Regions from separate parts of the Mus musculus genome. Here region 2 is linked to region 1. Evidence: chromatin loops called from intact Hi-C (ENCODE). Cell type or tissue: left cerebral cortex. All regions are shown on one strand. Each heading gives the region's core, and the rest is flanking DNA. Links, peaks and the distances in the headings are about the cores only.

Region 1 (15,551 bases), core at 6,838-14,837:
GACCTTACTCCTTCCCAGCTAAAACCTGCATTTCAGAACTACCTTTACAGTGGCAACAGGCCTTACTCCACTGTACAGCTTTCATGATCCTGGGTTGCCTTGGCAGCCCCTGAGCCTACCCAATGCGCCTCAGGAGCAATGCATTACCTCATCATCAAAAAGGAAGGAAAAATGGAGGGCCCTTTAGACATCTTTTCTCTGTATAGCCCTGGCTGACCTGGAACTCACTTTGTAGACCAGGCTGGCCTCGAACTGAGAAATCCGCCTGCCTCTGCTTCCCGAGTGCTGGTATTAAAGGCGTGAGCCACCACACCTGGCTTTAAAGACTTCTGTTTAAGAATCTTGTGTCCCTGTGTTTGTTTAGTACGTGGGTCCCACGTGACTCCAGGTGCCTTAAGAGAGCAGAAGCTTCAGACTTCAGCCCTCACGGGGCATTTAAACCACTTCAAAGCTAAAGTAGTCTGACGTGTTGCTGGGAACTGCACGCAGGACCTCTGGAAGAGCAGTGCCCTTAACCATTGAGTCACCTCTTCAGTTCGTGCTGAAACTCTTAAACAAAATTTTGCTGTGTGGTGGTGGCACATGCCATAATCCCAGCAACTAGGAGGCAGCCTGATCTACAGGGAAAGTTCCAAGATAGCCAGGGCTATACAGAAAAACTGTCACAAAAACAAACAAAATAAAAACAGCAAAACCAACAACGAAAAAAAATAACAACAACAAAAAATAAAATATAGAGTTATGAGTTTCTATGTCTCACATCTGTGCAGAAGGTCAGAAGAATGTGCCAGATCTCCATGGAACTGCAGTTATAGGCAGTTGTAAGCTGAATGATATGGGAGCTAAAATCAAACCCAGATCCCATGGGAAAGCAGCCAGTTGCCTCAACTGCTCGGCCATCTCTCTGGTCCCTAAATATTCCTCTTTTTAAGGGATCTTCAGTGACTACTCGCTCAACTCTACATCTGTGCCATCCGTTTTCTGTCACTTTCTTAAAGCAGCTGGGACTGAGCCTGAGGCCGTCTATGTGCCAGGCAAGCACTCATCACTAAGCTAGAAACCCAGTCCATTTGTTTGTTAGTTTTTTGAGAATGAATGGCTATCTGTGTCCTTTGGTTCTTAAACTTCACAAGGGATGCTGGTGTCAACTGGTCAAGAGGCTGAGGCAGAAGGACTAGAGAATTCAAGGCCAGCAGGACTACAGAGTGAGACTCTACTCCAAAAAACAAAACAAATCAAAACCACACACATACCCAGAAGACATCCAAATATAAGCAGCAGCATAAACACAGCACTACTTTACTGCTTTGGTGAACATCATGGAGTCTTGTCCCTCATGGTCTCTGTCCAGAAACACAAACTGAACCTGATGTTTCAAATGTTCCCAACCTATGACCTGGTAAAGTCATCTATGAACTTGCTCAAAAGCTACTCAGGGGCAAGAGGAAGATTTAAGGATTGGTTATTTCAGCGCTGGTCATCTCTGTGGTTGAAAACTGAAAGAAACCAGCTTAGCAGAGAGGACTGGCAAGTCAGAAACAGCAGGGGCAGCAGGGCAAGGCGGGCGGCAGTCCCCACAGTCCATGATGCATTTCATTCATTCATTCATTTATTTATTTATTTCCCTGAGGCAGGGTTTCTCTGTGTAGCCCTGGCTGTCCTGGAACTCAGAAATCCGCCTGCCTCTGTGCCCCCCCCCCCCCCCGAGTGCTGAGTGCTGGGATTACAGGCTTGTGCCACCACTGCCCGGCCCAAGATGCATTTTAAAGTGTACTTTTTTTTTGTTCTATTTTTTGAAGGGTTCAAGATCTGTAAACCAGGCTGTTCTTAAATGGTGGCAATCCTCATGAGTGCGGGGATGACAGGCATGAGCCATCATACCTGGTTGAGTCCTGAGTTTTGAGTCATCTCTCATATAACCAGGCTACCCTTGATCCTTGTCTCTCCTCCCAAATGCTGGCATTACAGGCATAAGCTATCATGCTTGGCCCTTTGGCCATACTTTTTAAAAAAATGGAAAGACAAGGCTGGCCTAGTGGCACATGCTTTTAATTCCAGCACACCTAAGAAAGAGGCATGCAGATCTCTCTGACTTTGAGGCCAATCTAATCTACAGTCTAGGCTGCATAGTGAGACCCTGTCTCAAGAGAGGAAAAATTAAAAATAAAAATGGGAAGATGACATGAAAAGGTGCAGTTCTGAACTTTCCTGTCATAGCCTAGCAGTTTCATCTGCCTCTCTCTGTGCCTGGGTACCACCCAGAGACCCTGGGAAGAAATAACAACCACCTACAAGAGCCCGGCACCCTGAATATTCTATTGCTGGTGCTTGTGCTAGTGTGAGGGAGGGAGTCGGGGGAGAGGGAGAGAACTCAGACAACTTAGCAAGACAACAACACAATTTATAAACAGTCAAAGATGTGAAAGGCCATTTCTCTAAGATGATGATCAAGTGTCTAAAAACAGCACATAAAGGCCATGTGCCATTAGAAAACACAAATCAAAACCACAGTAAGTCCAGGAGCCACAGCATATACTTGTAATCGCAGCACTCTAGAGGCACAGGCAGGAAGAGCCATTTAGTGAAGCCAACCTTGTCTACCAGAGACTCTTAATAAGTAAACATGACGTAACACAGTGAGATTCTATTTCATGCTCCAGGGCAGAGCACAATGAGGACAGAGAGCAACAAGTGTTGCTGTCTTTCATAGGTGTCGGTACCGGGAAGCTGGGTGGCTGTTCCTCATAAGTTTTATGGCTGCCTGATTGCTCGCAAGTCCACTCCTGGGGAGCTGAAAACTCAAGTCCCTGGTGGAGGAGCAGTCTCTGACCTCAGCTCTGGCCCCATTTAGGCAGGGGAGTCAGCATATGGAGCCTCATAGGTGGATGGTCAGGTCCAGGAGGAATGAGACTGAGAAAGGGGTTACAGGACAGTTGGGGGTGAGGCGGCTGGAGTTCTGCCCTGTTGAGTATTGCTGGGGGGCTGGGGGAAGGGGAGGTTGTACCTCTGTCCTACAGGTAGGATGACAGTTCAGTTTCCAGAAACCTCCCTGCAGGGGAAGAACTGGGAACCACACACACTGGCAAAGGACCTTGAATACTACCTTGCTGCAGTGGACCAGAACCCTGGCCTCTGACAAAGGGCAAATTAAGAGCAAATGTCCTGTGTCCTGGCACTTCAGTTCTGAATTGCATTTTTTAGCAGCGTGGTGGGATATCATAGGAAGGTGGGGCATCCATCTACAAGCTTTTTTTGAGCCATCCTGCTGTTCCTGGGGCCACTGACACCAACACCATCCACCACTTCCTTCCCCTGCCACCCTATCAAGTTCTGGTGAAGCCATGGACAGTGCCACATGGCATGGACTTTGAAGAAACAGTAGTGCCAGAGAAAATGCCCTCTGGCCTCTGACACAGTCTCAAACAGGAGGGAGCACCAGCAGATCTACAGAGTCCCACAGGAGCCCTGGAGACTGAGAGAGAACATTTGTTGGTTAGAGCCAGCTGTGTCCACAGGGCTATCAATCTAGACAGATGACACGTGAGGCCCTCCTGCATTACAAGGAAGCTGGTGCTACAGGGCCAGACAAGTTGAGTGGCAGCTAGGAAGGCAGGCAGAGATGGGTCATAGTAGAGCTCTGGGCTTTGGTGGCAGGTGGAAGACTGACGCTGTGAAGCAAAGGGAGGCCACAGGCTGCTTTTCAAGACCTTCAAGACTGCTGTGATAAAGACAGGAAGCAGTCGGCTCTTATGCTACTCTCAGGATGGCAGGGTCCAAAAGACTGAGGGGACAAAGACGTGAACAAATCCCAGCTCCAGATCTACACGTTGAATCCCAGAACTCAGGAGGCTAAAGCTCTTGAGTCTCCGGCCAGCTTGGGCTAGATAGAGTGTCTCAAAAATAATACAAGGACCAAGTATGATGGTAAAGGCCTGTAATCCATCACTCGAGGGTAGAGACAAGAGGGTTGGGAGTTCAGGATCATCCTCAAGTTACTTAAAAGTTTGAGGCCACCCAGGACCGCATGAGACTTTACCTTAACAAACAAACATATATATATATACATGGAAGGGCCAAGAGTGGTCATACACCTACAATCCCAGCGCAGATGAAGCAGGCCTGGGGTTCAGTGATACCCAGTCTGAAAAACACATACATAAATGGGAGAGGGGAAGAAAGAGAGAGACAAGGAGGGAGGGACGGAGGGAAGGCTAATCATCTCACCCCCAACACTGTTCTGATCTTAAGTGCCCCAAGGTCCCCACTGACACACTCTGTCACAAGCCCTTCAGTTTTCCCAAGGGCTGAAGCCTGTGCCTCCTCCCAGAAGCCAAATGAACAGGACGGTGTGCCCCTGCAGCTTCAGGTCTAGTGGGGAGATGGCCGCATAACCATGTGAGGAGGGACTATGGCAGCTAGGGAGGAGGGCAGCATTCTGTTTGGGGATTCAGGGGAGGTGGAGTCCTCTGAACCAAATGGAAGAATGGTCAGGACCAAGACGGCAGGGATCAGCAGGAGCACCTCAGTCTGAGTGCGTGGGGCAGGCAGCGGGGCACCGGTGTGGGCTTCGTCCTGAAGACACCCCAGGCGAGGGCAAAGGGGAAAATCCTCCTGGACAGCCAGTGCAAGCTCTGAGACCTGGGTGGCTCTGGCACCCCAGTTGGGTCCACACCCTGCTTCCTGCTACTGCGAAGATGACTGAAGTCAATAACACAGTCAAGACCTAGTAAAGATTAAGTACAAGAGAACTCTGAGTGTCTTCCTTGCTCCCCAGTCAATACCACCATCACTACTACCTTCTCTACCATCACCATGCTTCCACGGAGAAGCCAGAAAAGCCAACCTCTGCTGTGGAGGCTTGCCTTCAACTTCTGGCAGCACCTCCTTCCCGAGCTCCTCTCTTCTGCTCTCTGGGGAATCAGTCCCAGTGGCACTCTGCACAGACAGGGTTCTGTAACTACAAGGCTACAAAGGCAGCCCCTGAGACTGAAAGGAAGGGAGGGGTGTGTGAGAGATGGCCATAAGTGTGAACCTTGTGTCTCAAGCTGCAGCTTGCAAGTGGGGCTACCCATCCAAACCAAGGGAAGCAATCCCCGCTGGAATCACCAGCCTGCAGGCTCCTGCTGGGAAGGGAGAGGGTGCTGGGCCAGTCACATGAGCACAGAGAGCAGTGGCAGCAGACACTTCCCAAATGCCACCCCCAAGCTTTCAGGCAGCTTATTCTTGCAGCTGCCTGGATGGAAAGGAAGGAGAAGGGAGGGGAAGGGAGTGGAGGCAAGATGTGAGGCTGACTGTGCACCATCATCACTGTCCAGCCCTGCCAAAGATGGAGGCTGGGTACTATGAAGGGCTATCATCTCCAAGGAACCTGGCCTTCAAGGAGCTTTCCCAGCACAGGGACACTGCTGAGCCCTGTGCATCTAAGGACTCTGGCACCCAGCCTTGGAGCTCCTTCCTAGAACTGGGGGCTCTCCACCAACCAGAGACACCAGCTGCCTATGCAGATGCAGCCCTCAGAGGGGACAGGCCTGGACCTAGAGTGGCATCCTAAGGCACCATGGGCCACAGAAGGGCTCCCAACAGCACTGGTAGGCTGTGCCTTGCTGCATGCTTCTCTTTACCAGATTCCTGCTTTTCCCCTCCACAAATCAAAACAATCTGACTAAAAACTCCAAGGCATTCTGCCAACAAGGGGAGCAGAGGCACAGGAGTACCTATCCAAGGTCGCACATCCCAAGTGGAGGTACTGATGTCACCCTCAGGAAAACTGCTCCTGGCCACAAGTCATCTGCTTTCTTCACAGCAAGAGGAGGGAAGCAGGAGGCCACATCACTCTGAGAATCAGCCCACAAATAAACTGCCTAGTGAGGCAAAGAAGCTAACAAGCCACACAACCTCAGTGCAGAGTGATGATCACTGGGTCCCATGCTACCTCAAGTGCAACTGATATTTCCCAGATGCAGAAGGAAGACCACCTCAACCTCTACATTTTCCTACCAGGGACCCTTTAACCAGAACTGTTCTAGAATAAGAAACTTTCTGGATTTAACAAGTGACAAGATATCAATGTTGCACAGGATTCTAAGAGACTTGAATGGACTGTGGAGTTACAAGAGGTCACATGGAGCCGGGCGTGGTGGCGCACACCTTTAATTCCAGCACTCGGGAGGCAGAGGCAGATTTCTGAGTTCGAGACCAGCCTGGTCTACAGAGTGCGTTCCAGGACAGCCAGGGCTACACAGAGAAACCCTGTCTTGAAAGAAAAAAAAAAAAAAAGAGGTCACATGGTAGTCTCCAAAAGTTAAAAAAAAAAAAAGGCCCTCACAGGAGGCTTGGGTGGGCTACACTGGAGATCAAGAGTGAGCTAACAGAGCCGGGCGTGGTGGCGCACGCCTTTAATCCCAGCACTGGGGAGGCAGAGGCAGGCGGATTTCTCAGTTCGAGACCAGCCTGGTCTACAAAGTGAGTTCCAGGACAGCCAGAGCTACACAGAGAAACCCTGCCTCGAAAAACCAAAACCAAAAAAAAAAAAAAAGAGTGAGCTAACAGAAGAGGTGGGAAGGCCTCTGAGAGCCTGGGGTGGGGTGGAGTGAGTGGGCACCAGGCATCTCACAGGTATAACAATAACTAGCAATGGCTCAGATCAAAGGCAATGACGGCTGACTTGAGGAGGCAGCTTGTAAAAGAAGCACTACCATAGCATGCAGGAGACCTGGGTTCAATAAAAACTACAAACTACCAGGCATGGTGGCCTCTACACACAGCCCTGGAGGATGAAGCAGAACTATCACAGTACTGCACGCCTTTAGTCTCAGCACTAAACAGAGAGAAGCAGAAGGGATCTCCAACTTTGAGGCCTGTCTTTTCTATATAGGATTGCTAGGCAAAGCTACAGCAAAATCTCTTCGCTGGGCGGTGGTGATGCATGCCTGTAATTCCAGCACTCAAGACGCAGACGCAGACGCAGACGCAGACGCAGGTAGGTGGATCTTTGAGTTCGAGGCCATCCTGATCTACACAATGAGTTCCAAGACCGCCAGGGCTACACAGAGAAACTCTGTCTCCAAAAACAAAAACCAAACAAACAAAAATCCAAAATTGTCTAGCTACATATACATCAAACACACACACACACACACACACACACACACACACCTCCCCAGCCCCCAGCTCCATTTTCTCCAGTGTTTCTGCAGTCTTGCTCAGCCTTACCTGTGGCCTCCCTGGCCTTTTAATTCTGTTCTGTACACTACATTCTAGCTGATTCTGGCACTAGTCTCCACATACCTGAAGCTGAGCCACACCAGGCTAGCTCCTAGGACTTACCAGACCCCGTGCCTACCCTCAACTTCTCACCATAGACCTCAGCACTGAGCCTAGGTGCTTACTGGTCACTCTGGGATCTCCTGCCATCTTCTCTCTCTTCAACTAGCATTTAAATGCCACTGAGTTACCTGTTCAGCAAGACTACACAGCTGCACTACAAAAGTGTGTCCTAAGGACAGAGGGTGCGGAGAAGCAGCTAGCAAAAGGTAGAAGGGTAGCCCAGCCCTCTTGGGACTTTGAAGCCACCTAGGAGTTAGTTTCCTTGTGAGTGTCCAAGGCCAAGGCCTTTACTGTTTCTTATTCCTGTTACTGCCCTGCAAGACTACACATGCTACCTAGAGTGACACAGCTTGCCTTTCGTCCTGCAGACAGTACCAGGACTACAAGTATAGGCTCTAGGAGCAGGCCACCTGGTTCTCAGTCCCAGCCCACTCCTCCCTGGCAGTGTGACAAAGGCAGGGGAGTCACTTCACTTCTACCCTTAGTCCTCACAGCCGGAGTGATGACTGTCCAGAGGGGTGGCCATGGGACTCAGGTAAGGTTAGCCCCTACGGGTACGTGGTCATAGAGAGCAGGGACATGTGAGCACTAAGGTCAGCAGCCCGGCCCTATGCTCTACTGCAGAAGTTAGCTGCCATCACCTGAGTTCTTGGGGTCACCTGTATCAGCATGTCAGCATTCCCCTCACTGAGCACATGGAGGCCAGCCAAGGTCACCCTGTAGCCTGCAGTCTGCTCAGAAGGGCCTGAGCACAGGAGAGACAGCCAGGAAGGGCTGTGCAAAACCAAGCCCCTGAGGCCTGCAGTTGGTCCAGTCCAGGCCTATGGCTCCCAGATCTTAATCCTTTTGGAGCAATGCCCTAGAGGCACTATCAGCTCAGGGACTGTGCCCAGAGCCAGCTCTGAGTGCCTTTGGGTATTGCCAACACCTGCCAGGCACCTTGGAGGAAGCGCCCTGTCCTGGCACAAACTGGATCAACTGCCCCAGAACTTCCTCCAAATGCCACCACAGGGTATCAGACCTAAAACAACCTCATCCCTTCCCACATTTGTACTCAGAACCAGACTGGAGTCAGAGCAGTGACTGTTTCCCCTCTCAAGTGGGGCTAGCACAGAAACACACATCAAGAACTAAAGGTTAAAGAGACTAGGCACCACCCAGGTCCATGGGCCAGAGAGCGGCAAGCATAAAGTGTGGGATGGAAGCAGCAACTGGCCCAAAGTCTTCAGTGCACTGTGGACAGGACAGCAATGTCCCCAGTCTGAAGCCTGGCACCTTGCAAACCTGTCATGTTGGTGCCCCTCACATCTTCAGCTCAATGTACTCAGAGAGGCTGGGCAATTTGCCCTCAGGCAAGGCTGGGCCTGGAGGTTTAGACCTGTGCCCAAAGTAAGGCACTCACTCATCTTGAGGAGCAAGCCTGAGGGAAAGGGGGGGGGGTGTCGATGGCAAGTGCTGGGGGAAGTGTACAAGGGGACACGCTGCACGCAGATGCGGGATGAAGGGGCAGCAGCAGATGCACTGTGGCTCCTGTGCTGCACTCCACACTGCACCCCACCATCCCACAGCTGCACTGCCCAGACAGAGGCCATGCCCCGTCTACTGCCCAGCTCTTGTCACAGCCCTCCTAGACCCAAGAGATGTGCTTTTACCTGTCAAACCAGTTCCCAGAGTACAGAGCAGAGCTAGGGAGAACAAACAGTATGAAACAGTATGGCTGTCCCCCTCATGGCCACTGCCCTCATCACCTCTTCCCTGACTCCAGGTGGCTAGGAATGGTCACATGTTGGAACTTCACAAGAAATCTCCTGGTGGGCAGCCCAGGACTCTGAGTGAGAACTGGCCACATGCCACTGGCAGGCTGCAGGGTGGGGAACAGCAGGGAGGGCAGGCAGGATCATTGGTGTCATGTGCTTAGATCACAAGTCTCTCTCACAAGCCTGCCTTGCAAAGCCCAGAATCCAGCAGTGCCTGGAGAGGCTAGCTGAGCATGTTCTTGAGGTCTGGTCTAAAAAGGTTCCTGCTTCCTGGAAAGAACTAGGGTCCAAGGGCTGCCTCTATCAGGGGAGCACTGGCCAGCTCCCTCTCCCAGTACCCACATGCCCAATGTGCCTCTTCCACTCACGACTTCCACCACCGCCCTATTCCCCAATCTCACTTTCCGCCCGCACAGCTGCCTCCAGCTCCCCAGATATGGCATCCTAGCCTCTCTGGCCCTGCTTTATAGACACACAGCCAGGACACCTCCCCCCCAACTTCCATCTCAGGCTGGTCACACTGCTACAAAACTCCAGGTGGGGCTGAGTAAGTCAGCTCCCATTCCTGCTGAGGGCACCAAAGAGGAAATAGAAAACAGAACACCAATGGCCCTGGTTTTACAAGGAAATGGATGGATCCTTAGATCAGCTCACTTCAAGGGGCCTCCAACACCAGGCTCCTGCAAGGCCTGAGGGGGCTCTGGCCCTCAAATAGGCACCTAAAACACCAAATACCCCAGCCAGCACTGCTACCCTGAGTGAGGCTGAGTGGGAGCCAGTACTGGTAGACCCAGTCCTTCAGAGCTGCTCCCCTACCCCAGGTTTCCTTTACTTCCCAACACCTGCAGGCCCAGTCAGCCTTCCATCAGTCTCCCTGAGAAGAATGGATCTCAAACAATTCAGACCCTCCAAAGACTGCCACTAGGGGCACTGTTTGGGGTCGCTGCTCTTCCACAGGACCATGGCTTAAATTATATACCCCTATGCTATAGAGGGTCCACAGACCAACTGTGACACACCACCTGCCACCCCTGATTCAAGCTGAACCATCCTCAGAGACCCATCTCTCAACTGGGCTCTCGACAATCTTCTGGGCCCATCTAGCTTCCCATCCCCAACAGCTCCCAGGCCACTGACAACCCTGCTGTCCTCCTGGGCACCTACCCCTAGATGCTGATGGTTTTGCAAATCTCTCTGTCCACGCTGGCCACCTTCACAGTCCCTTCCCTAAGCTCATTCCCAGCAAGAAGTCATGGCTGGCTCTCTACTCCCTCCACCAAAAGGTGAACAGCAAGTAGTCTCGGCTGTCACTCTGGAAGGCTAGAAGAATGACCGTCTCCCTGGCCTAGGAGTCACCATTAACTCTACCTGTCACCCTTAACAGCAGCAATCCAATTAGCTGCTTTCCAGGACAGGAATTTACAAGAGCCTCTTGTTTAAAGCTTACAACTCAGAAATTAGCACCTCCATTTGCAGACAGAGAAACCGGAGGCATGAGGGGAGAAACCAGCTTTCTCAACAGCAAACCTTGCAGGTATGGGGGGTCATGTGTGTCATCCTAGAACTTTGATGCAGGAGGACTGTCAAGCATCAGAAGACAGCTGAGACTACACAAGTGTGGCACCATGGTAGAGTGTTTGCCTAGCAGTAAGGGAGCCCTGGACTCTATCCCCCACCCTGCATAAAATGAGTGTTAGGACATACCTATAACCCTATCATTCAGGAAAGGAAAGCAGGAAGGTCAGAAGTTCAAAGTCACCCTTAACTATACACAATCTGTGCTACATAAGACAATCGTGTTAAAAGAACAAAAACAAAAAACAAAACACCTTAAACTTAATTCAAAAATTAATAAAAGGCTCTGCCTTTTCAGAAAAACTGTGGGCCAGAAACTGTGACCAACTCTCCAGGTGCCCTGACCTCCAGGCCTCACCATCTGACCCTCACCCTGGAAGGTTCTGACTTTGGCCCCATCGAAAAAGCAAGCTCTTTCCAGGCTTCAATGCTGCCTTCATAATCATCATGGGTTTAGGAGCGCTCACTCTCACCAGGCACAGTTCATGTGTGATGTCACTCAGTCTCTGGCAGACCCTGGACCACTGCTCCTGTCAGTCACTCTGGGGGAGGGTGGCTCTGAGGCTCAGGGGAGCCAGGCAAATTCTCAGTGGTTGCAAAAGACAGCAAGTGGGAAAGTCAGAATTTGACCCAGCTAGCCTTTCTTTTCCCTCTTTTCTTTCTTTCTATAGTGAAACAGGGCTTCCCCATGCAGTTCAAGCCCCCCCTAGAATGTCTACTCTATGATCCAGCCTTAGCCTCTAAGCGCTGGGCTCACAGCTGCAGACAGCCACACCAGGTTTCTTAACCACTTCTGAATGGCCGCTCTGCTCCCCCCACCCCTTCCTGCTGCGATCTTGCCACAGTGGACAACAGGCTGCCGCCAGGGCCCAGTGGACTCTTCCTGTCCTCAGCACCAGTTCCAAGAAGTTCAGAACCCAAAACAAACCACCCAGCCCTGGCAGGCTCCCCAAGCCAAGTCTAAATTAACCTCGGTCTCTTTGATAATTACTAGTCAAACTGGCATTTATGGCGGGCTCCCAGTGTATCATTTCCTGCAACCAAGTCCCCCCCACCACACCCCCACCCGTGCCCACATACATCAAAGCTACCAGCTGCCCACTCTGCTGCCCACAGCCTGGCAGTCGTGTCTGTCTGTTCCTGGACAAGCAGGTTAGCTTCCATAGAACACGGCCAGTGGGTGACCTCACTTCACAGGCTCCACCCAAGCAAAACACAATTCAGCTCAGAAATGGGATTAGCCTGTGTCCATCTCCCCAGCAACCTTTTCCCTTTCAAAGCCATCAAAGCCAATGCACTCCTCCAAGTGCCCGTCCAGTTCCACCTCCCCACCAACAGGCCTAGATCTTAGATCTTCCCATCTCCCAACATGTAAGTCACCTTCTGTTGAGTAGGGAATACTGCCGAGTCCTTCCCCAGGTAAACCCTGGTAAAAGCGGGCTCCGCGTTCTGCTGCCGAACCTTACTGCGGAATTCCTCGCACACAGGCAAACTGGCCACCTCGTCCTCTGCTTTACTACCTGCTGCCTCTGACCCTCCTTTCCCAGTCGGAGGGTTTACAAACTTCTGTACAGTCTGGGTTTATTTCCGTCCTCGTTTCAGCCAAAAGAGCAATGGCCATAGCCGGCTACGCTTTGCCTCCTGGTTTACAGACCAGCTGCTTCGCTCTCACCATCCCGTGGACTCAGGCACTTACCTTTCCCCCAATACTATAACCAGGCTCTCTTCATCTATCCCTGAGTGTACCATGAACTCAAAGGCTGGCTGCCAGCCTCCCAAACTCCCAAACAAGGTTAGGCTTTGAAAACCCAGTCCTGTGGACCTTTCCAGCTCTCCCGCCAACCCCTCTCTGCCTCCAGCTCTAACCTAGGCACCGTTGAAATCACCAATAAGTACCATTTGCCGCGGGCCACCTCCGTGGGGGTCGGCCCTATGGCGGTCCCACCCGCCTCTAGGCTCTCCCCCGCAACCCTCGCCAAAGCTACCGTGTCTCCAGGGGTCTTTGGGCTCCACCGCTCCAGACACGATGTCCTCGTCAGATGGGAACGTGACACGCTTGGCAGCAGCCTTAAGGCGGCCATCGGCCGGGGGCGAGGTCCCGGTAGGAGACTCAGCTTCGGCGGAGGCCTCCTCGGTCTCGGCCTCCGCGTCCGCGTCGGCGTCCGCGCCCGGCCCGGGCGGAGCCTCCTGCGGCGGGATCTCCATCGCCGCCGCCTCCTCCTCCTCACGGGGGCCCCGGGGACATGCCCCGGGCCCCGGACTCGTCTCTCCGGGTCCTCCCGCCGTTCCGGGGCATGGGCTTCGCCGCTGCCTCAAGCGCCGCCTCCGTCCGCTCCGTTCGTCGTCGTCGTCGTCGTCGTCGTCGCAGTCGCCGGGAGCCCCAACGCGCCTCCGCCGAGCTCCGCGAGTACCTGCTCTTCCGCAGCCACACTTTCGCTACAAGCCGAAGGGCCCGCTGCGTACCGAGAAAAGCATAGCACCGACTCAAGCTTTTGCTCTGAAAAAAAACCGTGTCGAGGACGACAGGAAGACCGGAACAAAGAACAGTAAGCTCCGCGGAAAAAAGAAACGTGACCGGCGAATCTGCAGAGCCAAACTGCAGAACACAGAGGCGGGGCCTATGAACGCTGTCTCCCGGAGCGCCGCGCATGCGCGAGTTCTAGCCGCCCCCTCCCGCCCCCCACAAGCCAAGCTGTCAACAGTCAGGCTCCCGCACATTCGTCACAAGCCCAAGTAATTCGGGAAAGGATTCAATACAAATCCTATAACCGCGGCCTGCGAGAGGGCTGTCAGCGGCTAAAGCCGTCTGAGTTCGTAAAAATAGAAGAATCGCCTCCACAAAATTGTCCTCTGATTTCTACGCGTCTACAAGAAATGAGTAACTTAAAATATAAAATACGGATCAGATATTAATTAAAAAACCACTTGCTGGACATGGTAGTGACTCGCCTTGTGAACCGAGCCTTGGAGAGGCTGAAGGAGGAGGTTGCGAATTCGAGGCTAGGCTGGATTACAAAGGGAGCCTCAGACAAGCAGGTGCTACAGCAGGAGACCCTGGTGGGGCTAAGCCAAGTACTGGGAGCAGGATAAAGTGATGGAGGTGCTGAGAGCTGAGAGCCAAGCTGAATATCGGATGAGTACGTACAAGTGACAGAAGCGACAGAAGAGCACACTTTAGCACAATTTTCGTCAAAATTGTATCAAATGTAAATTACAATATTAGACGAGTCTGCTAGGTATTCATGAACCTGCTATAAAAACAAAACAAAACAAAAACTGGGAGCAGGAATTCCAAAGGCTCGGGATGAACCAGCTGACCAAACCTGAGCGAGCCTAAGCCACACCTCCAAGGGGTCGATTCCAAAGCTCAGGATTCATCTGGGCACTTTCGCTTTTCCTTCTCAGCTCATTAAAGCCCACTGGCACAGGGACTGAAACCACAGAACGGGATTTGAGGAGGGTCGAGCACAGCATTGCCAAGTAGAGAGCTAGGCTGGAACTGGAGGGAGGCTCCAGTGTGAACTGATAACTGAGACCACTGCTAAGGGTAGCTGCTTTCCTCTTCACAGTTGGGGGTTAGCACACTTTGGAGACTGAGAAGTACCAAAAGCCCCTATAATTAATGCAAACCTTCAGTTACATTCTGAACTCCAAAAGGCATTAAGTGGGCTTTGTTTGGGGGGGGAGGGTTGGGTTTTGTTTGGTTTTACTGGTTCTCATGTAATCCAGGCTGCCCGCTGACTTGCCATGTAGGAAAGACAGGCTTTATCTCTGGCTCCTCCTGCCTCTACACCCCCTTCCCCACACCAAATGCTGGGATTACAGACTTGGGTCACTGTGCTTAGCTAGGAACTGCTTCCAGATATCATGTACTGAAAGATTTCTAGTGACAAGGGGCTGAAACAGGGGACACAGACTCCCTCACTAGACGGCTAGAGCAAACTGAGGAAGGGTAAAACTTCAACGCTAACCACCAACCTGCAGCATTTGCTCCCGGGCACTGGCACGGCACTGGCACACAAGTGTGACCACCACCACCACTCCCAGTCCCCTCCGTGGGAAGACAAACCTGCAGGTGACTGCAGTGGACCACATCACCAAGAGGGAACCTTGAAACCTAGTGTAAGCCAAGGCCCTGTCTAGGCCTTTTCTAGTAAAAAGCCATCCTTGCCCACCTCGGGTCAATTTCTTATGCAGAGATGAATGTCAGCCATTTGGGGAGGATGCCAGGAGCAGTGCAAGCCCTATACTTTTATCTGGACGCCTCAGCTTCATTGCTTAGATAAGCCCCACAAGTTTTAGCCTGAGATAGCTACACTACTAACTTTTAAAGACTACAGCAGAGGGTGGGAAGACAGCTCAGCAACTCCGTTCCAGAGGGCCTGAATTCTGCTCTCAGCACCCATAGTTCACAAGCACCTGTAACCCTAGCTTTGCTGACTGCCTATCTTTTTCTGGTCTCCGTGTGCACCCACACTCCCATGGCACACAGACATAAACACCTCCATTTAAAAATTTTAAAACAAAGAAATGTTAAGCATGGCACCACTCTCCATGGGATACAACTAAAGAGAGAAGCAGAAAAGCTGAGTATGGTGGCCTGACCTGTAAGTAATCCAGCACTCGGGTGGCTGAGGCAGGAGGATTGTGAATTCCAAGCCTGCCTGGGCTACACAGCCGGATCCTGTCTTTTAAAAAAGGTTGGGGTGTGGTGAGAAGATGGCTCAGCCCATTAAGTGCACTGGCTGATCTTGCAGTGCACCCACAAACAATTCCCAGCACCCACATGGCGGCTCACAACTATCTCTTACTAGTTTCATTGGACCTGGTGCCCTCTTCTGGCCTCAGCCATCACTGCATGCATGTGGTATGGTCACCCATGTAAGCAAACCA
Region 2 (15,551 bases), core at 4,091-12,090, 91 kb before region 1:
CTCTGCCTCCCGAGTGCTGGGATTAAAGGCATGCGCCACCACGCCCGGCGAACCCTCATCTCTTAACTGCAGTGATTTCTTTTTTCTCAGTAATAGTACAGTCAAGGTGTAACTTTAAACCACAGTGCATGTGTAGATAAAATGCTTCAAACCAGGCTGATAACATGTCTGGCATCCCAGCATTTGGGAGGCAGAGGTAAGCAGACCTCTAAGTTTGAGGCCAGCCTGGTCAACAGTTTTATTAGAGTAGCCTTGGCTGTATAGTGAGACCCTGCTTAAAAAAATAAACAAATTAACGTGGGATCTAGAAAATATTAAGGGAAGAGCTCTGAGTGTGTTTCTAGGAGCTTTGTAGGGTAAGAAAGGGTCCCTGAAGTGGAATGGTCCCGCTCTGACAGCTGCAGTACTCACATACACCACCAGGGGGCAGATGGTTGCCTTTCTACTTACTCAGGGTCTTTCTGTTCCCCTTTCCAATGAAACTTCATTTCCAAGGGGTGGAGACTGAGGCTTACAAAGTGTATGGAGCTTGAAAATGTTACATTTCGTAAAAGGAACCAGAAACAAAAGGTCACACCGAGCAATATAGTTCCTACGAAATGTTCAAAAGCGGGAGACTTAGTGGAGAAACCAAGAACCCTGGATTCCTGGCTTCCTGGGACTTTGGAAAGGAGAAGCGGGGGGGTGGGGGGGGGTGGGGGGGTGGGGGTGGGGGGACACTGCTGTAGCCCATGAGTTCGCTTCAAGGAGACCGAGATGTTCTGGAATCGGATGTTAGCACTTTCTGCTGCAACCCTGGGAGTGCATAAAGATCCATTAAACCGAAAGGCATAAAAGTATGAATGTGAAGCTGGAGAACGGAACTGAGCAGTGGTTAGGAGCACTGGCTGCTTCTGCAGTGGACCAGGGTTCAATTCTCAGCAACCACGGGGCAGTGGACAACCACCCAACTCCAGTTCCAGGGGATCTGTCTCCTTCTAGTGGGCTTGGGCACTGCATGCACGCAATACTTGTAGTCACTCACAAACATAAATAAATAAATAATACACTTAAAAAAAAGTCAGATCTGCTGCACCTTCATTGGAGTGGGCGGGTTGGGGAATCTGTAAAGGATTGACTGGGAAGTAGTATCATGGCAGAGCACATGACCATCGTGCACAGGGCCCTGAGTTCAATTCCCCGGCACCCCCAACACATACATGCAAAGAAGAGTCAGGCAAGGTGGCCTAAGCCTTCAATCCCAGCACTTGGGAGGCAGGATCTTTGTGAGTTCTAGGCCAGCCTGGGCTACATAATGAGGCCCCGTCTCAAAAGGAGAAAAAAGGAGAGCATGCACGTGCAGTTGAGTCTATCATCTGATGGAAGGTGCTCTGTGGTTATGATACAATACAGCTAGGTCCCTGGGAGACTGGCCCACAGTGGGGGACAGAGGCAGAGGAGTGATAGAATCTTGCTATGAGTCACTGGCTGTTCTGGAATTCATTCTGTAGACCAGGCTGGCCTCAGAGATGCCACCTACCTCAGCTTCCCCAGTGCTGGGATTAAAGGCATGAGCCACCACCGCCCCACTGGCCGAGAGCTACATTTTAAAAGCCATGACAGGGCTACCCCACTGGGTCCTCAATCCAGCCTCTGGGACCAGTGGAGTTTCCTTTGAATCCTGTCCCCCAGCAGAGGATACAAGAGGAACACATGCTCCCTTGAGACCCTATCCACACCTCCATTACTCCAGAGCTCAGCTGTGGGCCCCTGTCCAGCTCAGGGTGTCTCCCCTGGGCACACAGGATGATGTTGTTACCTTGGGAGGCGTGAAAAGCAGGCAGGAGGGCGGGCGGATTCCGGCAAAGCTGGGAGGGGGGGTAAGGGCGGGGAGAGGGGTCTGTGGCCCTTGTCACAGCAGGGCCCAACCACAGCCTGGCCTAGAAGGGCAGACAGATAATGGGGCCTTCCAGCCCCTGGCCCCAGAGAGGGAGGGGCTTCCTGACAGGAAATTGTCCTCCTCCAACCCCCCCCCCCCTAGATCCAAGCTCTCAGCAGTCCTGGCCCAAGTAGTCTGGGGACTGGACAGCAAGAGGGGACAGAAGGACAGGCACAGACAGAAGGTGAGTGTCGGGGTGAAGAAAGCATGCCCCCAACTTCTTCCAAAGATGGGACACCTCATCAGAACCCAGAACTCTGGAGGCAGGAGGGCTGGGTGAGCAGATGCAGGCTGAAGGCTGGGTTTGGTGAGTGCTGCGGTGAAGCGGCGGCGGCAGGGACTGGGGCTCTGGGATCCAGAGAGGTAGGAAGGACTTGTAGAGATGGGGTCCACTCCTGGCTGAGGGAGATGGGGATGTTAGGTCTAATGCACTCTGACACTCTGACACTGGATGGGGACACCCCCGTGGGGTGGGCAGCCAGTGCCTGGCTGCCTCCAGTGAGGAGGGTTGCAGCTACCAGAAAGCCACACACACACACACACACACACACACACACACACACACACACACACACACACAGGCTCCTCACACCTGCAGGGCCAGCACTAAGGAGCGGAGGCTGAGGCAGGAGGCTGGCCGGTTTGAACAAGCTTGGATTAGGGATTGAGACTCTGTCTCCATTAATTAATTAATTAACTAATTAATTAATTAATTAAATAGAAAGGAAGGGCTATCAAGATGGCTCAGCAGGTAGATGCTTGCTGCCCTGAAGAGCTGGATCCAGTCACTGTGACCCACAAGGCAGAGAGGACCGACGATTGCAAGTTCACATCTGAACCCCACATACCGACCATGGCTTGTGTGCCCACATACAAAATTAATTAATTAATTAAAATAAAGAGAGAGAGAGAGAGTGATCAAGAGAGGCTAGGATAGGATATGAAGGCTGCCCCGGCTGGTGATGCTGATGTCAGAGTCAGGCTCAAGGATGTGTAACCTAAAAGGATCAGTTTTCGAACATGGACCTTAGGACTTTTTTTTTTTTTAATAATTTTTCAGCTAGGCAGTGGTGGTGCACACTTTAATCCCAGCTCTCAAGAGGCAGAGGTGAGTGGATCTGTGAGTTCAGGGCTAGCCTGGTCTACAGAGTGAGTTCCAGAACACTGAAGGTTACAAGAGAAACTCTGTCTAGAAAAACTAAGAAAACAAAATTCCCACAGAGTCTCACGTTGCTCAGTCTGGTGTCAAATTTCTATATACCCAAAGACTATACTGACGCTCTGGTCCTGCCCTCCCTCTCCCCAGTGTGTGGATTGCAGCCCTGCATGGCTGCTGGGGTGGGAAGCCAGGGTTTCTTGCAAGCCAGACAAGTACTCTACCAACTGAGCCTCGTCCCCTGCCTTGGCTTTTGATGTTTTGATCTCACGTGACTCAGGTTGACCTCCGGAGTTGCCAGGATTAAAGGCATAATCTTCGCATTTAGAGATTGTCTGTATACGGGGTCTCACTTGAAACCTGGGCCTCAAAAATCTCAAAAGCATGTGGTCCTCCGGCCCCAGCCTCCGGGGACTGGGATTACAGGAGGCTGCGCCACCACACCCGGCTCCATGCTGGGGGCTTGGGGGTGTCAGGAATTCTGAGGAGGAGGGTTTGGGGAAAGGCTGGCAGCGAGGAAGAGGAGGAGGGGCCTGGAGAGGGAAACGCTGGTGGCCTAGACATCCTGCAGAAGCGGGAGGCTGGGGGCTTGCTCTAGGCTCGGAAGTGAGTCAGGGGCCTGGGCACCGGGAGGCAGTGGAGGGCGTTGGAGAGGGCAGGATGTCGGAGCCAGGTTGCAGAGGGAGGTGTCGGAGCCAGGAAAGGGAAGGGGGGGGAGGTTTGGGGTAAATGCTGCTGCCAGTTTGGGAGTATGCTGGGAATATGTTGGGAACAGTTTGATGGGTACCAGAGCCAGCTCTGGGAGTGGGGATTAGACCGGTTGAGTGAGTGGCAGATAAAGCCTGGGCAGGACTAGATTCAGTTGGATCCAGCAGTTTCGGGGATGGAAGTAGTTTGTGGGGATATTAGAGCAGTTACTGGGAGGGAGGATGGGAGAGAGGGAAGAAGGGAGGGAGCGACCCAATTTCATTACTGTTTGTTTGTGTGCAGCATGGCCTCACATGGCCACATTGCGCAGGTAGAGGTCAGAAAAGCTTCTGTAGTTCATTCAGACCTTCTACTTTACGGGTCCTAGAGATGAATCTCAGGTTGTCAGACTTGGTGGCAGTGCCTCTATCCACTGAGCCATCCGCTGTCCTCTCTCCCCCAGCTTCCCCTCCCTTCCCAGCCATTTTTAGGTGAGGCATGCGAAGTCATCCAGAAAAGGGAAAACTAATAAATCGGTGTGTGTGCGCGCGTGCGCGCATGGGGGGGGGTGTCGGTGCACATTGATTTTACACCACCATGGGGGCTCCAAGCAAAGCATCACTATGGCGACTGCCTCATTGGGGGTAGGGGACCGAGGAGACTGGAGGGAGGTTGACAACAGTATGTCTTAGAAACAGAAAGACTAAGAAGCTGTAGTGGAGCTCAAGAGCCTGGAAGCTGGAAGATGCCCCTCCCGCAGCCAGCCCACGGGTCCGTCCCTTGTCCCTCGTCCCTCACCAGTCTCCCCTTCACACACTTGCTCAGCTCAAAACCACTTATGGGTCTATTCCATGGGGGAGAAAAAGTGGACAGCTAATGGTTTGTTTACCCACTTTTGTCTGGAATACTACGCAGCCCTTAAACCAAGCGAACCAGAGCCGGTGCTGCTACGCATCCATAAAGATCACAAGTTCGTGACCTAAGCGAAGGAAAAGGGAAGCGCCCAAGTGGCAAAATACAGCCGCTGAAAGCCACTCCCTCTTCTCCATTTTAATTTTATCTTATGTGTGCTCATGTCCTGCCTGAACGTATGTCTGTACACCACTTGCATGCCTGGTGCTCAAACAGACCAGAATAGGGCCGTTGGGTCCCCTAGCGCTGGAGTTTCAGATGGTTGTGAGCTGCTGTGTGGGTGGTGGGACTCGAACCCAGGACCTCAGCTAGTGCTCCTGACCACTGTACTGCCTCTGCAGCCTCCAGCTTTGTTGTTTTGTGAGACAAAGTCTCACTCTGAATCCCAGGTTGTCCTGGTCGCCCTGGCTGGCTTCCACCTCAGGGTGACACTCTCTCCTCTTGGCCTCCTAATCTCTGAGGTCACATATATGAGCTGTTGCACTGAACATGAATTTTGTTTTTAATGCTTTTCTAAACATTTGGTGGGGAAAGGTACTTACTTGCTGCTAAGCTTGACGGCCTGAGTTAGACCCACATTAGACCACAGTTGTCATTTGACCTCTACATGAGCGCTGTGGCACTCTGGTGACTGAACTCTCTCTCTCTCGCTCTCTCTCTCTCACACACACACACACACACACACACACACACATGCATACACACACACACACACACACACACACACACACACAACTGATAAAATGATGACACAAGACTGAGCTATACCTTGGAGCTGGAATACGGGTCCAGCATTCTCCCTGAGTCCTATACACAATACGGTAAATAAGGTATCAGAAGTGCCTTTATGGCTCACCAATGCCCTTGGGAAACAATCCAAGTCCCTTGTCACAGAGTTCAGGTCCTGTGTGGCCTGCTCCTCATGACCTGCTCCCCCCCCCCCCCAAGGAATGGACTGTCTGCCTCCTTCCTTCCTTTGTTTCCTGTTAGCACCCATTCCAGAGTGCCTGAGCTATGCTCTGAGCCAGAGACACAGGCGTGAATGACACAGGCCCAGCCCTGCCCTTGCCAGGCTCTCAGGTCCGGATGCAGACCTGTCCCCAGACAGGGACAGTCACAGAGAGAATTCAGGGAGTCTGAGGGTTATAAGAGACCCATAAGAGTTAGGGGGACTTCCTGGAGGAGGCAGCTTTGGCACCGAGAGATCCAAAGTGTGCAGTGCTGGCTCCCTGTGGGGAGACAGGCAGACATGAGACCCAGAGAAAAGGAACCAAAAGAGTTATTTGTTCCAGTGAGGTGTATAGCTGGCAGACCCCTGGCTATGATGGGGGGCAGGGGTAGCCTGAACCAAGGGCTGTGGGGACCTGTAGAAAGTTAGGGAGACCGAGGATCAAGTTGATGCTATGTGAAGTTTTCAAAGCTGAGCTACAAGATCCAAGAAGCTGAAAGGGCATGGTGGTGCACTGCTGTAATCCAGGAAGTTGAGGCAGGAGAATCGGGAGTTGGAGGCTAGCCTCTGCTAAATGAATTCTGCCTCAGAAATTAAAAGAACCTTACAGCTGTAGTCACACCTCGGAGACTGAGGTCATCCTAAACTACATGAGGAGTTTTGCAGCCTGTACTGCAGTCTGAAAAACACCTGAGAGTTTGGGGCAGAGAAACAGTCATGGGTTCCAACTGTGAGGTAGAGGTAAGGAGGGATAAAGGACCGGAGAGGGAGACTTAGAGATGGACAGTGAACCCTGTGAGGTCAGAGCCTGCTATAACTTAGTCACAGCTGTCCCACTGCCTGCAGAGTGGATCTGGAGACCTAGTAAGTTCCTTGCTTTTGACAGTATTGAGTATCATCACACTCAGAGCTATGACCACGCTGGGCAGGTGCTTGACCACTGAGCCACGCCTCCAGCCACTGAGCCACGCCCCAGCCACTGAGCCACGCCCCAGCCACTCCCTGGGGAAATTCTAGGCAGCCAGTGGCTCTTCTACTGAGCCAAACGCCATTATATTTTTTGTTTCGCTCATAATTGTTGTTTGTTTGTTTGTTTGTTTGTTTTGAGACTGGGTTTCATCTGGTCTTGCTGGCCTGTGTGTAGACCATGGTAGAACAGGTGTCATTTCTCCTGTTCTGTCTCCTGAGTGCTGGGATTTAGGGATGAGAGAGAGAGAGAGAGAGAGAGAGAGAGAGAGAGAGAGAGAGATTATGTGTGTGAGAGAAAGAAAGGCATATAGTTTAGTTCAAGCTGGCTTTTAAAAACTAACAGTGGCTCTCCCGGGGACAGTGCTTAGAGGCACGCAGGGTGGTCCAGCGTTTGACATACTGTCTTTAGGCTTTCCTACAACACAGCGTCTAACAAAACTAGGCTGCCTCGAACCCCTGGCAACAGGATTGTTTACCTTTACACAAAGAAGGTTGGGGAAGCACCTAAGTTGCATGCGGAGTGTGTCCAGGCACACTGCGAGGGGAGCGGTTCGCGCTGTGAGACCCAAATCCTTATGAGATTGTTTAAGACAGAGCAGCACGTCAGCAGAGCCTGTGGCGGTTCCATGTGCGCCAAGTGTGTCCGCGACAAGATCAAGCGGGCTTTCCTTACTGAGGAACAGGAAGTTGTTATGAAAGTGTTGAAGGGGGCTGGATAGACAGCTCAGTGGTTAAGAGCACTGACTGCTCTTCCAGAGGTCCTGAGTTCAATTCCCAGCAACCACATAGTGGTTCACAGCCATCTGTAATGGGATCTGATGCCCTCTTCTGGAGTGTCTGAAGACAGCTACAGTGTACTCATATTAAATAAATAAATAAATCTATAGCACAGAATTCTTTTTTTAATGCATGAGTCCACCACCATTGCTCTCTTCAGTCACACCAGAAGAGGGCACCAGATCCCATTACAAATGGTTATGAACCACCATGTGGTTGCTGGGAATTGAACTCAGGACCTCTGGAAGAGCAGTCAGTGCTCTTAACCACTGAGCCTGAGCCGTCTATCCAGCCCAAATAAATAAATCAGAAGAAGAAGAAGAAGAAGAAGAAGAAGAAGAAGAAGAAGAAGAAGAAGAAGAAGAAGAAGAAGAAGAAGAAGAAGAAGAAGAAGAAGAAGAAGAAGAAAGTCTTCCATTTTAGAAAAAAAGAAAAAGAACGTGCTGGAGGCACAAGCACAGAGTCCGAAAACAAAATAAATATGCAATTTCTTAAGTAATAAAAAATCAAGTCTTGGTCAAAAACAAAAACAAAAACTAACAGTGTAGCCAAGGCTGGGTGATCCTTCTGCCTCCAGCTCCCCAGTGCTGGGACTGCAGAGAGTTATTGCCACACCCAGCTTTGTTTTCATTGTTTTGAGATTCAATGCCATCCCTGGTTTACCTGGAGTGAGCTCTCAATTCCCCTGCCTCAGCTCCATATGCTGGAATTTAGGATGTACCAGGATGCCTGACTTGAAGCCTCTAATGTTTCTAAGAGTGGGACCTGTGCCTGGCATCTTCTATTCCGAGTCCTCAGCACACAGGGACAATGTCACTAACACCACCTCGGTCATAATTTTTCTGCAGGTGCCAGCCTGTCAAAAATGCCAATCCTGAAGAGCCTGGGGGTGGGAGACCCTAAGGTGCCACGAGCAGGGACTCTGCCCCTGCGATCCTCTCGCAACCCCTTTGAAGACACTCCAACGCTGGAAGAAGAGGACGCGGAGCTGGGGACACTGCCCAATGGGACATCGTGCCGCCGGCGGGCCACGCTGGAGAAGCTAGCTGGTCTGGCCCCCTTCCGGCTGGGCTGGACCTCAGGCAGGCGGGCAGGCAGCCCCGGAGACGGGCAAGTGCGCTCTTTCTTGGGCCGTGTGCTGGCACCGGGCATACGGAGGAGCTCCGCAGATTTCGGCCTCCTAAACCGGCTTCAGGGGTTCCGAACCCATGGCGATGAGGAGCCAGCTGGAGAAGCCGCTCGAAGACTGGCTTTCCTGAGACTCGGGCGTGGGCCCAAGCCCCGGCGGGCATCCCTGGCGGAGAGACTGGTACCTGCAGGAGAGGCAGCCCCTGAGCCCCCACCCAAAGTCCCGGAGCCCCCCAAAATAAAGGAACCACTGTCAGGTGAGTGGAGACCCCTGATGCAGATTCGGGGACTATCTATCAACCCTGCGTGGGGCGGGGGTGTCGGTACGTCTCGTGCACGCGCACGAACACAGGGAGAGATAGCGTACATTCCCCAACACACATACAACAGTAATAAGTAAACATTTTATTAAGAAATCACATAAGCAAAGAAAGAAAGAGAGAGAAAGGAAAAGAAAGAAAAGGGGCCAGGGAGATGGCTCAGCTGATGGAGGTACTTACTACCTGCCTAGTCTGATGACCTGAGTTTGATCTAGTGGTGGAAGGAGAGAATTGACTCTTGACTTCTGACCCCCACATGTGCGCGCGCGCGCGCGCGCACACACACACACACACAGTAAATAAGTGTTAACAGCAACTATAAAGGCCATTGTCACCCTGTCATGTCTTATACACAATGAGACTGCAAGCTAGCATGTACCCCGTGTTCCTGAACTCAGTGCAGGCCGGGTTCGTCCCCACCCCAGACTCAAACAGCCTGGCCCTGAGCTGAGCTCGGCCCCACCCCCACTCCAGTCCGAGCTCAGGCTGCACAGCCTCATCCCCGCCCCTTTTCTGAACCTCATGTCCATCTTCCACCTTCAACATCATGTCCAGGCTTGCTTTTCTTTTTTCTTTTCTTTTCTTTTCTTTTCTTTTCTTTTCTTTTCTTTTTTCTTTTCTTTTCTTTTTTTTTTTTCCTTTTTCAAGACAGGGTTTCTCTGTGTAGTCCTGGCTGTCCTGGAACTCACTCTGTAGACCAGGCTGGCCTCGAACGCAGAAATCCACCTGCCTCTGCCTCCTGAGTACTGGGATTAAAGGTGTGCCACCACACCCAGCCAGGCTTGCTTTTCAAAAAACACCCACCTCATCCACTCAGGCAACCTGCAGGGACCCTTCCCAGCTGTGGTGGGCTGTTGGGCATCTGGGCACCTTGAAATTTTAGAATCATCCTTTGGATCTTCCATCCTTGAATGGGATTGTCCCTGTGATTCCTCTCATTCCCCTCTCTGTCTGTGTCTGTCTGTCTGTCTGTCTGTCTGTCTCTGGAGGAGGGGCAGTCAGACAGCTTGTAAGAGTCAACTCTCTCTTTCCACTGTGTAAATCCAGGGGGTTGGTGGCAAGTGCTTTTATATGTTGAGCTGTCTCCCAGACCCTCAATTTAGAGAACATGAGTTTTGGGTTAGGACCTATGCCCTTGACTTCTAAAACAAGTGTATTTCCAACTGAGGTCACATTTGGAATATTGGAACACTGAAAGCCGTGACTTTGCTAAAGGGGACACAGCCAACCTATAATCCCACCCCCCTCCATCCTCAACCCCACTCCCATGTCATACCCCAATGCTCCTTTAGCATCTCTCTCTTCCTGACCTGTCATCACCACGTTGTTCTTAGTCCTGTGACCTGCGAGACCACTTAGCTGAGAAAGCCAGGAAACCCGAATTCCATCTCCAGAATCCAGGGGAAAATAGAAGGCTTGGAGAGATGGCTCAACCATTAAAGGATAGATAGGCTTGCAACCAAAAATATAAAGATACGGATTCAATTTTCTTTCTTTCTTTCTTTCTTTCTTTCTTTCTTTCTTTCTTTCTTTCTTTCTTTCTTTTTTGGTTTTTCGAGACAGGGTTTCTCTGTGTAGCCCTGGCTGTCTTGGAACTCACTTTGTAGACCAGGCTATTCTCAAACTCCACCTACCTCTACCTCCTGAGTGCTTCGGTTAAAAGCGTGCACCACCACTGCCCCGCCCTTTCTGTCTGCAGTACAGGAGAGTGAATCTATGGTTTTCTACCCTTTTGTGTTGGGGATGTTTGTTGTTATATGAGCTTGCCTGCATGTATGTCTGTGCCCCATGTGTATACAGTGCTCTTGGAGGCCAAAAGAGGACATTGGCTCCCCTGGAACTAAAGTTTCAGGCAGTTGTGAGGACCATGTATGTGCTGGGAACTGAACCTGAGTTTTCTGCAAGAGCAGCCAGTGCCTTTAGCTCCAACAGTCTCTCCGGCCCCTGTTTGTTTTTTTTGAGAAGGTCTCACTGTGTAGCTCTGGCTGGCCTGGAACTCACACTGTGAATGAGGCTAACTTTCAGCTTAGGGGCAATCCTCCTGCCTCTGCCTCCTGAGTCCTGGGATTACTGGTGTGCACCACCACACTTGGCTCTTTTTTTTGTATTGTTTTCACAATTTGAGACAGAGTCTCACTAAGTAGCCCAGGATGGCCTTGAATTTAGGTTTCTTCCTGCCTCTGCCTTCCCAGTAGACAGGATGAAGCATCTGCTCCCATGGGACCTGGCTTTCTTGTTCAGTCTGCAAATCCCAATGGCCAGCTCACTCCATAGCTAAAATGTCCCCTGTCGCTTTGCCTTCTCCCCAGCCTCCCCCAAACTCCGTCCTACTCCCCAGCCCTGTGCCAACACCCCCTTCATTTCAGCCCCACCCCCACTTCATGCATCAGAGTCAGGGGACCTTCCTGGAGCCTCTTCTGTCCTCTGATGCCCTCCACATCCTGGACAGAGGCTATTTCAGCTCCGTCTCCCTGGGGACTGGGAGGGCACTGCAGAGAGGTGAGGAGGGGGTGACTGGAGCCCCCGCCTTCTGGAAACGGATGGGCAGAAATAGCCCAGCTCAGGAAATAGCTTCTCTGCCAGGGAGGAAGTGAAGGGGGGGGAGGTGTTGAGGGTAACTCTTGGCCAACGGGAGCCTCCTTCCCCTTAGCCTCTACCTAAGTCCTCTCAAACCTATGCCTCCCCTTTCTACAGTGAGTCTCATCTTTGTAGAGTGTGACCTTGCCCTCACAGCCATCTTACCCTAAAGACCCCATTTCCGCTCAGTATAGGTTATTCCCTGCCCAGCCTGTCCCTTGCCCCCTCTCCTATGGCTCTCGATTCTTAATTTTCTCTCACTCCCCTCCCCCACAAGCTACACCTGAGACCCTTCCCTGTGTCCCAGCCCCTTCCTCCACCCGGATATGTTTTCCCTTCTTGTGGCCGAATGCTCCTCCATCCTGGGCCACTTCTGTCACTGTTCCCTTCTTCTTCACCCCGTTCCCCTAACTCCCTCACCTCCTGCTTCCTGCCTGGGCAGCTCAGCCTAGCCTGGCGCTCAGGACACACACAGCCCAGGGTAGCCTGGAACTCAAGGCAATCCTCCTGCCTCTGCCTCCCAAGTGCTAGGATGACACAAGACCACTCCAGCTTTGCCCGGTGCCTCTTCTCTTCTCGATCTGTGTCACCTGCTGTTCTTGTGGTCTCTGCCCCCCAGACAGATTCATCTCCAAAGCCCCTGGCCTCAGTCCTTCATCTTCTCCCTTCCAACTTCGACTTTCCTCATCTTATTCTCTTCTGGGGACGCCCAGTCTTTGTTGTTGTTAATTTATTTTGAGACAGAGACTTGTATTTCCTAGAACAGCCTCGAACTTGCTAGGTAGCCAAGATAGACCTTGGCTTTTTCATCTTCCTGTATCCACCTTCCCAGAGCTGGGATTGTAGGCAGCCCTCTTCCTCCCTTTCTCTCTCTCCCCTCTAGGCGCACACCCGCGTGTGTATATATATGTACGTATGTGCCACAGTGCACGTATATGTGGAGGCCAGAGGAAACCTTGCCCGAATCAGTTCTACCATGTGGGCCCTGGGAATGGGGAAGAAACTCGTTAAACTTGGATGGTCGTTAAACTTGACAGCATGCACGTTTGTCCACTCCATCTCATTTGCCTGTTTGTTTGTTGTGACTTGTCCTCAACTCTGTAGCCCACTCTCATGAGTGCAATTGCTGAGGTCAAAGGCAAGCGTCACCCTCACTCTCATGTTGGGGGGAACTCATTTTGGGTGGCAAGCCCTGACTCTCTCCTCATCCCCCGCTTCTCACTTTGCGGGTACTGGGTATGTGCCCCGCTTCCTGACACCTTTTCTCTCCCCACCCTGCACAGTGCTGGAGATCCTGGGCCTGATCCAGAGGCGCGAGCTGGCGCGAGCGGACGAGCACATCCTGGAGCTGGAGGCGGAGGCGCCGACGGCGGAGGCCGAGGCGGGCGCGGGGCGGCGCGCGCGGGACGTGGCGCTGCTGTACGAGGCGCTGCAGCGCGAGCTCTGGGCGCTGGTGCGCGAGTCGCTGGCTTCCCCGGGACCCGGCACCGGCGCGGTGTCGCAGCTGGGCCTCGTGCTGCTGCAGGAGGAGGCGGCGGACGCGCGCCGCGGCCCCGGGGCGGCCCGCAAGCTGCGCACGCACTGGGCCGAGGCGGTGGCGCGCGCAGCGCGCGAACGTCTGGAGGAGGCGGCGGCGCCGGGCGCGCGCGGGGCGCTGGCTGGGCAGCTGGAGGCGCTGCGCGCGCGCCTGTTGGAGGACGTGGCCGCTGTGCGCGGACGCCTGGCGCCCGCCTACCCTGCGGGGCTGCGCGCCGGCGCCGTCTACCTGCGTGGCTACCACGAGGCACTGGCCGAGTGGCTCGGGGCGGCCGCGCGCCGCAGGCTCCCGCTGGCGGATCGTTATGCGCTGTTGCACTGGCACAATCATGTGTACCCCAGGTGAGCCCGGGTCGCCCCGGGACGCGCTCACCTTAACCCCAGGCACCTTGTTCAAGATACTGGATTTAGGGATTGGGTTTCATGTAGCCCAGGTTGACTTGAGGTTTTCTGAGACAGGGTCTTGCTCTGTAGACTAGGCTTGCCCTAAACTCAGAGATCCGCTCGCTTTTACCTCTTGAGAGCTCCTATAAAAGCGAGCACCGCTGCACCCAGCCTTTTTTCTTTTCTTTTCTTTTCTTTTCTTTTCTTTTCTTTCCTTTTTCTTTAAAAAAAAAAAAAATGTTTGTTTCTATGCATGTGTATCTGGGCCAAGAGACCAGAAGGCACTGTGTTCATCTAGAGCTGAAGTTATACAGCCCAGTGTATGCTGCCCAATATGGGTTCTGGGAACCTCTGCCAAAAAAAAAAAACAAACAAACAAACAACAACAACAAAAACCAAAAAACCACAAGTGCTTTTAACCACTAACCCATCGCCCCAGCTCCTCCTTCTCCTCTCCCCCCTCCCCGCCCCCAACTAACAACTATCATTGGCTGCGGTGCTGACACCTCAGAAACTCACCTTGAAAAGATCCTCCGCTACTTCCCCTATTCTTTCATTCCTTTTGTCGTAACAAGTTGACCAGAAGCAACTTAAGGGAAGAAAGGGTATATTTCAGCTCACAGGTCACACTGTCCCTCAAAGAAGGACACGAGGGTAGAAACTCAAGCAGGAACTTAAGGCAGACTGGCTAACTGTTCCTTTCACACAGCATGACCTCTGACCAAGGAATTCACAGCCAAGAAAGTGGAGCAGAAACCATAGAGAAATGCTGCTTGCAGCCTGACAGTCTGCGTCTTGGCTAATTATCTAACTCAGGACCAGCTGCCTAGGGAATAGGGCCACCCACAGTGGACCGGGCCCTCCTATGTCATTTAACAATCAGGACATTCCCTCAGAGACTTATCTAAAAGTTCCTTAGGAGAGGACTCTCCTCTCTGGGTTTAGGTTTTGTTGAGTTGGCAGTTAAAGCTAACTAGGACATCCCTAATGCTGGGATTACAGGTCTAACACTCTAATGCTTGACTTATTAGACCCTAGCAAGTGTGGGACCATCTATATGACGTTGACCCTCATTGACCTTACCCTACTCATGTCCACCCCTACACCAGTCTCAGAACCTCGGTAGATTGTGCCGATGGCCTTGGGGTTCCCATCCTGGCTGGCTCTTCTTTATTCCCTGCATCCGAGCACTCATCCCCCCAAAGCCTGGGACATTAGCACTGTCTGTACACAGTGGCATTCTGCATCTCAGAGCTTTGCCTCTTGGGGACCTCAAATCTTAACGCCGTGGTCCTTCCAGACCCAGACCTAGAGCACCTGGTATGTTCTCATTCTGAGTTCTCAGCGCCATTGTCCACAGCCCTCCTAGTAACTCAGTGCTGCGGATCCATCTGGTCCCTGATGAACTACTCAGGACATGAATGGGACCAGCTGTCCACCATAACAGTCCCAAGATTTTGGCATTGTAAATCTCTGTCCCATCGGCCCTCAGTACTACTGAGTCTTAGAGTTCTATAATCCAGCAGGGTGTGATGGCCCATGCCTGTATTCCAGGCACTGGGGAGGTAGAGGCAGAGGGGCCACAGGACATCCAAGACTATAGGAAAGATCCTGTTTCAAATAAAATAGAATTGTAAGGACAAGCGAGGCACCTCAGGGGTGAAGATACTTATTACACAAGCCTGAGTAGGGACCCTGGGACCCGTGGAAGGGTGGAAGGAGAGAGCAAATGTCACAGAGGTGGCTAGTGACCTCCACATGCACGTGGCATGCCTGTCCCCCTTAACCATGAGTACATGCAATAGGTTTTAAGATAAGGAGATCTCATGAAGCTACAAGGTGGCTCTCACCTTAATCTCAACACTCAGGAGGCAGAGGCAGGCAGTCTCTGAGTTCGAGGCCAGCCTCCTCTACAGATTAGTTCTAGGACAGCCAGGACTATACAGAGAAACCCTGTCTTAAAAAACAAAACAAAACAAACAAACATAGTCTCTCTCTCTCTCTCTCTCTCTCTCTCTCTCTCTCCTGGGAATTAAATTCCAGCCTTTCATGTTCTCACATACTAAAGCAGTCTGCACTAAGCTACAACCTCAGCCTTTTTAAAATTAATTATTTATTTATAATGTAAGACAGAACTTTAGTCTGTAGCCCAGGTTGGATTTGAACTCACTCTGTATTTCAGGCAAGCCTTGAACTTCCAATTTTCCCTTTTCAGCCTTCTAAGTATCTAGAGAAACA

Evidence for each region. A loop is a pair of places that touch in the nucleus more often than their neighbours do. Peaks named below come from ENCODE experiments on the same cell type or tissue, not always from the same donor. Only the 100,000 strongest peaks of a DNase experiment are listed, where the experiment ranks them.
Region 2: a loop joins it to region 1, with 3 times the contacts of the local background. A loop is called at or near these places in 6 of 42 quality-filtered maps.

Annotation. Positions count from the first base shown.
Region 1 is chr7:19,549,168-19,564,718 of GRCm38, forward strand. It overlaps Ppp1r37 (protein phosphatase 1, regulatory subunit 37), which reads right to left and starts at 13,231. Exons shown (of 13, transcript NM_199149.3): 1 at 12,644-13,231. The coding sequence starts at 12,863. In left cerebral cortex, for the core only: a CTCF peak has its summit at 9,995; DNase peaks (open chromatin) are centred at 9,516, 11,858, 12,590, 12,747 and 3 more places; H3K4me3 peaks cover 4,457 bases; H3K27ac peaks cover 5,554 bases.
Region 2 is chr7:19,461,252-19,476,802 of GRCm38, forward strand. It overlaps Exoc3l2 (exocyst complex component 3-like 2), which reads left to right and starts at 2,036. Exons shown (of 12, transcript NM_001370800.1): 1 at 2,036-2,102; 2 at 8,217-8,753; 3 at 12,677-13,271. The coding sequence starts at 8,234. In left cerebral cortex, for the core only: a CTCF peak has its summit at 7,499 (motif pointing right); a DNase peak (open chromatin) is centred at 11,373.